Linked DNA regions of Homo sapiens: region 1 is linked to region 2. The links are chromatin contacts, found by Hi-C or POLR2A ChIA-PET in ENCODE. All regions are on one chromosome and are shown on one strand. Each heading gives the region's core, a stretch centred on a gene start or an enhancer-like site at or near the end of the contact. The rest is flanking DNA. Distances are from core to core; before and after follow the strand shown. Region 1 holds the start of ADPRH (ADP-ribosylarginine hydrolase). Region 2 holds the start of ARHGAP31-AS1 (ARHGAP31 antisense RNA 1).

What was found. A loop is a pair of places that touch in the nucleus more often than their neighbours do. ChIA-PET counts read pairs that join two places held with the same protein, here RNA polymerase II (POLR2A). Pooled maps may share reads with other maps.
Region 1: a loop to region 2 is called in a map with no recorded cell type, with 6 times the contacts of the local background. The contact joins the promoter of ADPRH here to the promoter of ARHGAP31-AS1 in region 2. A Hi-C loop is called at or near these places in 1 of 168 maps with a recorded cell type or tissue (B cell), 1 of 37 single-sample maps with no recorded cell type and 9 of 50 pooled maps. POLR2A ChIA-PET finds 5 or more read pairs at or near these places in 1 of 52 experiments (GM10248).

The regions. Positions count from the first base shown.
Region 1 is chr3:119,576,629-119,581,723 of GRCh38, forward strand. It overlaps ADPRH (ADP-ribosylarginine hydrolase), which reads left to right and starts at 2,864. Exons shown (of 5, transcript NM_001125.4): 1 at 2,864-3,223; 2 at 3,923-4,008. RefSeq lists enhancers at 2,468-2,969, 2,754-2,853, 3,794-4,013 and a silencer at 3,034-3,173.
Region 2 is chr3:119,319,167-119,324,674 of GRCh38, forward strand. It overlaps ARHGAP31-AS1 (ARHGAP31 antisense RNA 1), which reads right to left and starts at 3,594. Exons shown (of 2, transcript NR_046748.1): 1 at 3,448-3,594. The region is part of intron 1 of ARHGAP31 (Rho GTPase activating protein 31); the gene reads left to right. RefSeq lists enhancers at 3,265-4,122, 4,123-4,979 and silencers at 3,542-3,901, 3,952-4,301.

The DNA.
Region 1 (5,095 bases), core at 1,614-4,113, 260 kb after region 2:
CAAACCAACTTTATGAAATATGTACTATTATTTTTCCTACTTAATAACAGAAAGTGAAGCTTAGCAAGATGAAGTGACTTGTCTAAAATCACTTACTCAAGCTAGTGTTTTTTGTTTGTTTGTTTTGTTTTGAGATGGAGTCTCACTCTGTCGCCCAGGTTGGAGTGCAGTGGCACGATCTCAGCTCACTGCAACCTCCGCCTCCTGGGTTCAAGCAATTCTCCTGCCTTGGCCTCCCGAGTAGCTGGGATTACAGGCACCCACCACCATGCCCGGCTAATTTTTTATTTTTAGTAGAGACAGGGTTTCACCATGTTGGTCAGGCTGGTCTCGAACTCCTGACCTCATGATCCACCTGCCTTGGCCTCCCAAAGTGCTGGGATTACAGGCGTGAGCCACCGTGCCTGGCCCCCAAGTGTTGTTACAAGGGTTTGAAACCAGATAGCGTGGATGTGTCGGGAGTCTATGCTAATGGTCACAAAGTTCATAGGCACCATAAAGTTCAAAGCAAACTAATTGCTAACAACCCCAGTTTTTCTGTTTGTTTTTGTTTGTTTGTTTGTGTTTTGAGACAGGGTCTTGCTCTGTCGTCCAGGCTGGAGTGCAGTGGCACAATCTCAGCTCACTGCAACCTCTGCTTCCTGGGCTCAAGCAGTCCTCCCACCTCAGCCTCCTGAGTAGCTCAGACCACAGGCGCATGCCTGGATAATTTTTGTATTTTTTGTAGAGAACAGGTTTCACCATGTTGCCCAGGCTGGTCTCGAACTCCTGGTCTCAAGCAATCTGTCCCCCTTGGCCTCCCAAAGTACTGGGATTACAGGTATGAACCACTGTGCCCAGCCCCAGTTATTCTTTACATTTAAGTCAAAAACGAAAACAAAAAATCACCCTTTCCCATGGATTCTCACAGAAAGATCACTACATAATATGAACAATATCCTCAGCAGACATCTTAAGCTGAAACTGTGTTGAGTTTTATCGGGATGCTTATTATTCAAAATGTCTCTTACTACAGAACTTGCTTTGACTGCATCCTCAGAGGCTGAAAATCTTTGACAGTTGAAAGAATGAAGGATGTGCCATCCCCAAATATGCCATATAATATATTGATTACTTTGAGTTGAAAACATTAGAGAAATTATAGTTTCAGAAAGGGTAAAACTGAGGGCTGACCTGATTAGGCCTGACACTTAATTTGCCTTGCTTGCTTTTGGTCACTTGCTTCTAGTCGATTTTAAAACCTGCATAGCTAAAAGTCATGTAGCTAGACGATACATAACTAAATTCCACTTGCCTCCTTATAGATAACTTCTCTGATAGGACACCATGGAAAATATTGCTTAAGTTATTTTTCAGGAACTTAGAGTCAGTTCTTGTCCAGTTCAAGCCACCAGCCCTTCATCTTGGCCTGCGTGAGTGTCCAATGGGTGACCTTTTGACATCAGAAGGCCCAAAACTCCACTCTCAGATCATGCTAACGTCACGATTTTGTGAACATGTGTTCTATGAACAGCCATGAAGATTGACTATGCTTGCTCAGATTACCGATTGCCTCACTTTTCCTTACCTCATCTTTCTCTGAACCTTGGACCACCTTCCTCCCCTATCCCATAAGCACTCCTAAAATTCCATCTTTGGAAAGGCACATTTGAGGCCTGTTCTCCAGTCTCCTGTCTTGGCTGCCTTGTGAATACACCCTTTCTCTACTGCAAAACTTGTGCGCCTCAGTGATTGGCATACTGTGTGAAAGACAAATGAGCCTGGTTCCCTGACAGGAGCTGAGCTGTCTCTTCCTGCATGCAGCCAGCAATAAAGATTCCTCTAGGAGAGGTATGTTCTCCACGCCAGAGCGAGAAAATAGCTCTCATCACCAGAGATTTGGAACTGGAGGTGGCATTTGGACTGGAGTAAACATTCTTGCAAAGTAACCATTATCTTCCACCTGTTTTACACCCCACCCCCCATATATCTCCTAGGGGCTCCCCTAGAAATTTTTTACCACCCTAGCCGGATTTTCTTTGTCCTGTCACTTCTTCTTAAATTTATCACTCTTTTTCTAAAAAGTATAAAAGCATCTTGCTTTGGACACTTTCTTCAGGATTCAGTCTCTTAACATCCCCATGTACATGTAAAATTAATAAAATTTGTATACTTTTCTCTTGTTAATCTGCCTAGTGTCAATTTGGCTTCTAGATGCAGCTGATTAGCTCACTAAGAGCTAGAGGGTGTAGGGGGTTGGAGGTGATCTCTGCCTCCCTTATTGGTGAACTTGATTTTTGTAAACACTCAAAAGTCACTTAGGCTAGAGTTGGAGATGGAGATGGTTATTCACTGGGAAGGCCACAAGAGAATGTTTTAAAGTGATGGAAATATTTCATATCTCGATTATGGTGTAAGGACATTTCATTATATATAAATTATATATCAATTTTTTAAAAAGCTCTCAGACCAAGGCTAGTCATTACAGCAAGAAAATAGGCATAGCAAATTTAAAACTTTGGAGAAATATATAGAATATTTGCATATGGTGATTCTGATTTGCTTTAAAAGTGACATGATTAATGTATTTAGACAAAAATACTCTTCGTTTTTCTTTGCTTTTATTTACGATCAGGATACAAGAATTCTACGCTGCTGCCAAATAAATGACTAGTTAAAATTAACTAACTGAATCCTTAACAACCATTCTAAGAGGCAGATATTATTATCCCACTTTATGCGTGAGGGCCCAGAACCCTGGCAAGGGCGGCACACTCAGTACGCTCTTCAAGCATCTGGGCACACCCGGTCCACTACAGTCCTACAAAGTCGGACGTGAGCACGGGCGAAGGCGTCAGCCGGGGCCACACGGGAGTCACTGACCACAGCCAGGCGAGAGCCGGCTTTCCGGTGCCGCCACATTCCGGGCACCAGGCTCCGGGCTCTTCAGAGCATTTGGGGCGGGCGACGGAGGTCCCGTCCACTCTCGCTTGGGTGCAGAAGGGCGCGGCGGTGCCAGGAAGCCGCCTTGGAGGCTCCAAGATTAGCTCACTCAGCGCGGCCAAGCGCAGGTGCGGGGGCCCTCGCCGCCACCCTGCTTATCTGGGGACAGTCCCGGAACCCGGTGACCCGGCTCCGCCCCAACCCGCGCCCTCGTCCACCCGCAGCAGCCAAGGCCTCTTCCCCGGCCCCGGGAGCCCGCGCCACGCCCGTCGCTCGCGCGTTCCAGTCCAGGCTACAGCAGGTATCGCGATCCCGGCCCTCGGCCCCGCGCTCCCCTCCCCCGCCCCTGGCGCTCTCCGAGTGTGGCCGACCATGAGGATTCCCAGTCTTGCAAATCGTGGGAGCGTGTCAACCGCCCCGTTTCTTTCCAAAGCCGGGCATGGCCCGGAAGCAGCTGATCAGATCTTAGTTCTGAATGTATAGTTCGGGTACGAGAATGTGACCCGTGAAAGTTCAGAGGAGTTAAGTAATTACAGCGTTCTGAAAGCGAACGTTAAAGGGAATTTACAACCGAAAAAAGATGCCGGTCTTCTTCCCCCATCCCAGCTTGCAATTCACAGAAGCACACATTAGGGTGGAGCCAGAAGGAATTACGGAAAGGACAATGAGGACATTGAGAGGGAGGGTATGGGGGGTTAAAGTTAGTCCTCCGAGGCCAAGAAGCAGAGTGTCTTGGCCTAGTGTCTGAAAATCGCAGCGCAGGACGGAACTTCCGAGAGCCTATACCTCCCCACTTCCCCCTCCAGTTTACAGATGGGCAAACCGCTGTCCCGGGTGTCTGTCAGGTCTAGTAGCCCAGAATCTCAGTGCCTAGGCTTCACTGTAAATAATAAACTATGTAAATAACATTTACAAATATCCTTTGTGAGCTCAGAAACTCAGCATTACCAGTAACTGGGTAGTGGAACGCATCCATCTTCGTCGTTTACTCCTTCTCCAGGGGCTCTCCAGCCTGCATTCCATGGCCAACAGCAGTGCAGCTGCAGAAGCACTTCTGGAAGCCTCCTGACTTGAACTAGACCTTGGGTAAATAGGGTTTAGATAAGTGGAGGGGAGGGAAAAGTTTCACCTGAGGGGAGAATGAGCTAGTCTGCCAGACCCTTATAAAAGTATTGGCCTGGATGGGATGGAGGGCTTTGACCTGAAAGCCACAGGGAGAAGGGAACCCTGAGGAATTGGCTGAAAGAGGGGGGTTCTTAGGAAATGCACCAACAGGGAAGCCAGCGCTTTACCAGGGATTTCATTCATGGTGGGTATATTATTAATAGAGATTCGAATTCTCTAGAAGCTGATCATTTCTAAGAGAAACAATATTTAAACATTACTGTCGAAGGAAAGGTTGTGGGGAGAAAATGTTCTAGTTCTAAAACAGAACACCCATTTTCCCTGGTTGTATATGAATAATACAAATATGTCAAAAATCAAGCTTACTATGTGCCAAGCACTCTAAGAACTTTTTTTTTTTTTTTTTTTTTGAGACAGAGTCTTGGTCTGTCGCCCAGGCTGGAGTGCAGTGGCACAATCTCGGCTCACTGCAACCTCTGCCTCCTGGGTTCAAGCGATTCTCCTGCCTCAGCCTCCTGAGTAGCTGGGACTACAGGCATGCACCACCATACCCGGCTAATTTTTGTATTTTTAGTAGAGATGGGGTTTCACCCTGTTGGCCAGGCTGGTCTCGATCTCCTGACCTCAGATGAGCCACCCACCTCGGCCTCCCAAAGTGCTGAGATTACAGGCGTGAGCCACCGCGTCCAGCCAACTTTATGAAATTTAATTTATTTATTCCTAACAACAAATCCAGGAGGTTGTTACTTTTTAAAATCAGTGCCATTTTATAAATGTGGAGGCTGAGGCACCAAGAGGTTGCCCAAGGTAAGAAGATCTGGACTGAGGCTGAGTGGTGTGATACCAAGCATCCTGGCTTGGCTGGAATCAGATTTGGGTTCCAGTACTTCCACTCCTCTTGTTTTGTGAATTTAGCTTATCTGAGCCTTCATTTTCTTATCTGTGAAATGCATACTGTAATCCCTCCCTATTAGTGAGACAATGAATGTGCAGGTGCTTTGTGAACTACACATTGTGACACTAATAGGAAGTGTAAAGCCTTGCACTT
Region 2 (5,508 bases), core at 2,344-4,843:
AGATTAATCTTCTGGTATGGGTGCTATGAGATAAAAGCACCTTCTGGATTTCATCATATATTAAAAAAAAAAAAAACTCTAGAGTTTTTTTTGTTTCTTTCTTTTTAGGGATGGGTCAGAAAATTTTTCTATTTTGTGAGCCCAAGTGTCATACAAATATTTATGTTGGTGTTTTGATTTTAGACAAAGCAAAGATCATTGCTTTCTGTTCTGCTGTAATAACTTTTAAAAAGATAATTTCTCTGCCACCGTCTTTTATTTTTGTGGAAAATATTAAGAAACCACGGTACATTATAGCATAAGACATCTTAAGAAGATAACATTTCACTGCATTCCATAAATTGCAGGATATCAAGCAAGGCAGTTCCCACCTTCCATCTAGATGCCAACACAGTCATATCCAACCCAAACATTTGCGCTTATTTCATTTAATCAACAAGAATCTGTAGATAACCAAACATTTTCCTAGTACTGAAGCATCATATCCCCTGGCTCTAACAGACTTTAATTTTAAAAGTCTAAAAAGAACCATGAGCGGTTCCCCCTCTTTCCCTATAATCTATTCCAGTGATTGGAAAACAGGGTGGTGAGGTTGGTGAGATGGTCAAGTTGTTAGAGGAAGGCTGTGAATCCACGAATGTCCAGTGTCTGACCCTCAACCTAGTGACACCTCCCATTTCATTCCCAGTAAAACGTGTACAGCTTTCAATAGGTGAGGGAGGGACAATGATAAAAAGCCCACACAAGGTGAGATCAGCAAGGGATCTCCCCTGGCAGGGGAAGAATCAAGGGAGGGGAACTGGAATGACCCAAGATTTCCTTAAGCCCAGACCCACACCTCTCTGTGTATGGCTTGGTAAATTCTACATCTACCCCACAGAGAGTCCTAGATTTCAATCCCAGAGCAAAAGCTTTGCCTTTTATCATAACACAGGTCCTCACCAGTTTATGCTACATTCCTTGTTCAAGGTATGGTATGTAGTATTACTTGAAGGATATTGCTGCATTCTCCCTTCTACCAGATCCTCCCACAAGACTGAACAGTTCTCAAACTAGCGAAACTTGGTTTTATCAGTGTCTATTCTCTGCTGCTACATAAAGATCTCCAGGGATACAGGGCACTTAGACATGAGGCTTTCTTGATATTCTTCCTTCCCTCCCTATAGAAGAGGAATAGGCCCCAAATAAGGGGCTACATGATCATTAGGCATTTTCCAACCCAAAATAAGCATACTCATCCTATTGCTAAGGTAAGATAATAATACTGGTATCAACAACCTTGGGCCAAATGTGAAGATGTTAAATTCATTTTGCACACCTATTCTTCAGGATTAAAAAATATTATCCTGATAAATACAGTAAACCCATTGTAAACAAAACTTTTCATGATGCAGTAACCTTACCCATTACTCCCTTACCTCCTATCTTAAATAATGTTTGAGTGTATTCTTCCCTTTGCCATTAAAAGTTCCATTACTTCTGCCCACAAACCAGCAAGTCCTCACCAATCAAGAATCAGCTGCGATCTCATCATTTTCTTTTTGTGTATTCTAAAACTCAGATGTTTTCTCTCCTCTGGCCTACTGTGGCATGCCCTTCCCTTTCACTAATATCTTGGACATTGATATGGTTTGGCTGTATCCCCACCCAAATCTCATCTTGAATTCCCACGTGTTGTGGGAGGGACCTGGTGGGAGGTAATTGAATCATGGGGCCAGGCCTTTCTCGGGCTGTTCTTGTGATAGTGAGTAAGTCTCACGAGATCTGATGGTTTTGAAAAACGGGAGTCTCCTTGCAAAAGCTCTCTCTTCTCTTGAGTGCCTTTAATCTTCCACCATGACTTGTGGCCTCCCCAGCCATGTGGAACTGCAAGTTCATTAAACCTCTTTCTTTTGTAAATTGCCCAGTCTCCAGTATGTCTTTATCAGCAGTGTGAAAACGAACTAATACAGATGTATAAACATTGACCCATCCTCTTTAACTTCCATATACCCTTTTTAAATTGCAGAAAAATCATTCAATTAGTGGAAAAATTGCTCAAGTAAATTTTATCATCTTTCACCCAGGCCCGGTGATTTCCTATTCAGCAGCAATTTCACATATATATATATACTATATATATATATATAGTATATATATATGTATTATGTATATATAATTATATACTATATATGTAAAATTTTAAAATCAATGTTTTCATACTTTTTAATAATACATGCTTATCCTCATTGTAGATAAATTGGGAAATACATAAATGTTTTAGAAAGAAAAAAATACTTGTATGTAATTCTATCACCCAAAGATGTAACATTTTGGTGGATTTCCTTCAAGTGTTTTTTTTCTATGTACATTTTCATATTGTGATTACACTGTGTGTGTGTATATATATATTATATATATATATGATTTTGTGTCTTGCTTTCTTATAACCGAAGTCTTTATTCAAGTTATAAAACCCTACATATAACATTTTAAGGCTCCGTAGGTTTTGTTTTGTTTTGAGACGGAGACTCGCTCTGTTGCCCAGGCCAGAGTGCAGTGTCACGATCTCAGCTCATTGAAGCCTCTACCTCTCGGGCTCAAGTGATTTTCCTGCTTCAGCCTCCCAAGTAGCTGGAACTATAGGCCCACACCACCACGCCCAGCTAACTTGTTTTTGTATTTTTAGTGGAGACGGGGTTTCGCCATGTTGGCCAGGCTGGTCTTGAACTTCTGACCTCGGGTGATCTGCCCGCCTCAGCCTCCCAAAGTGCTGGGATTACAGGCGTGAGCCACCACGCCCGGCCCATAGTAGTTTATCATATAAATATGCCAGTTTATTCCCTGCCTCCATTACTGGACATTTATAGTTATGATTGTTTTAATTTTATGAACAAGCCCACAGTGAATATTGTGAGGCATATGGCTCTTTTGTTATGTAATATTTCTTTGGAATAAACTCCCAGAAGTAAAATTGCTGGATTAAAAGGTGTGTTATTAGTCAGAACTCTCTTGGTTGTGACTGAAGGAACTCTGACATAAGAAAAAAAGTGGGGGTTAATTACTGATTCATAGAAGCAAACTTTGGCAAAGACAAGAAGGGAGCTGGCTTTAGGGAGCTGGGACCAGAGGCTGGAATTTTAACCTCCTGACTTTCTCCTTGTCTCTTGAATTTATCTTAGACATAAATGAAAATAGAGGTAACTCAAAGCGTCTAACCCACAGTGACAATTGCTGCTCTGTTTTTAGAGCCGGGATTTTGTTCGTGGACTTGCCTTGCCTGGTGGTTGAACTTTGCAGCCCCTTCCTCCTCCGGGCAGCTTCTCTCAGTGGCAGCTGTGTTCCCCATGGTTTGTCCTGGATGTCTCCCTTGTGCCATCCTTGCAAGCCCGCGGCCAGCGCCTCCACCCACGCTCCGGCCTTGCTCCCACTCCCACCGCTCTGCCACCTCCCACCTCAGCCTCCCACCTTGGTGTGGAGGGACCAGCGTCGAAGACAAAGGAATCTCTGACGAGAACCGGCCAGTCCGGGAGGGACGGCGGGGAAGGGGGTGCTGCTCTGGCGGAGCCCTCACTTCACTCGCTTCCCCTCGAGCGCCCCTCTAGGCTGGGGCCCGGCCGCTCTGGGCCTGCTCCTCCTCCCGCTCCTGTTGCGGGGCACCAGGTCAGACCCTACAGGGGGCTCCGCCAGGGGGAGGGGGAGAGGGGCTCCCTTCAAACTCGGCCCGGCCGCGGGGGTCCCGGGTGCCCTCTGCTGGGCTCCTTCCACGTCCTTGTCCCTCCTGAACTCCCGTTCCAGCCCTGCCCCCGCCCCGCAGTAGGGAACGGACTCGTTTCTGCCCCGCCCCGGGGTCCGGGCGCCCGCCCGGCGCTTCAGCTTCAGCAACGTCAAGGCCACGTTCCCTCCGCTCCAGCTCGAAAGACGGTGGCGCTGACTCTGCTCTGCGCGCCGCAGCTTCCTCCCGCTGCTCCGCCCAGCGGTTTCTGATCCCCTTTCGGCGCTGGGGACTCACACGCTGCGGCGACAGGAAAGCCCGCGCCCCCGGCCGCTTCCCGGAACGCCCTCGGGGACGGCTGAGTCACTTGGCGCCCGCCCGCGCGGCCACCGAGCCCAGAAGCGGGGAAAGCCCAGAAGCGGGGAAACCCCAGGGACAGCCGCCGGCCCTGGGGGCAGCCAGCGCTCCAGGCCGCCCAGCACCTCGGGCCCGGATGGGCTTCTCGCGCCCCAGGGCTGCGGCCACACCCCGCCGGCCCAGACCCCGCGGGTAGAGAAAGGAGGTGCAACCCTGAGAGCCAAGACGTTGGGCTTGGCTTTGCTTTGCGTTTCTTTCCTTTTTTCTTTTGTTTCTTTTCTTCTTCTTTTTTTTTTAACCACATCCAGGAAGAGGAGAAACCTGTCTCATGACAGGAAACGAAGAGGGAGGATGCATCCGAACTGAGGGACATTGTTTCAGTTGCCTCACCTGACATACTGTCTCACCTGAGAGAGGGAGGCCGAAGAGGCAGCCAATGGTGGCTGGAGCAAGCCCTGTCCTCGTTACCTGGGCTGTGGCTGAGCCCTGGGGCTCACCGGCTGTATGGCCCTGGGCAAGTCCTCGGAGCCTTAGGTTCTCTGCAAAATGGAGATGATGTTTAATAGAAAATGTTTCTATAACTTTTGTGGCTTACTTTTTGAAAAGCGAGGGAGGGACTTTTGTCCTTCCCTCCTCGCATCTCAGTCGCAGTGCTGGTTCACAATCAGGCTGTTAACGCGGTTTCCACATTTCCTGTCCTCCCCCTTCCCCTTTCCTGCTGGGAATAAGAAGGTGGGCCCCCAAGGAGACAGAGGGTACACTCGTAAATGAAAAAGAAAAGTCAGCACAAGGACCCTTTGCTGCGGAGATTTCTTTTTCCAGGTATCCTAAGTGGGGCTCTTGCCATCCCTGCCATCCCTGCTCTACACCGAAGGGGTGAAGTCCTGGGACTCTGTTATGCCCATCTGTATGTAATCCTAGGCAAGATTATTACAGTAGCGCTTTCCTCTTTTTAGAATATACCCTTGTCTAGCCCCTACCCCATCTTCAGGACAGTAAAGGTTCTCAACTCACTTCAAACCCTCCTAGCCGTCTAGAACAGTGGCTCACAACCGCAGACCCATAGGAAATGTAGGGCCATCTATGTAATAAATTTATCCGGATGTATTATAACAATTTTAAGGTTACACTTGTCCTTTCTTGAACAGGACAATTCTTTATTCTAAGACTATATGCTTCATAGTTTTAGTTATTTTGAATTGTCCATTCTGTTATGAAATACGATAGTTATTGTTGGTTGATGTCCTCTCTCAGAAAAATAAAAAATTAGCAGTCCTAGGTAGATCCCCCAAAATCTTTTAAACTTGATCTGTGAAATCCAAAAAGCTTGGGTACCATTGCTGTATTCCACATGTGGTTCACATCAAGGTTCCTTGTCCCTCCCAAGGAGATTTGTAGCTATTAAAAGAAACAAACAAACAAACATAAACAACAAAAACCCTTTCGAGAATCAGATC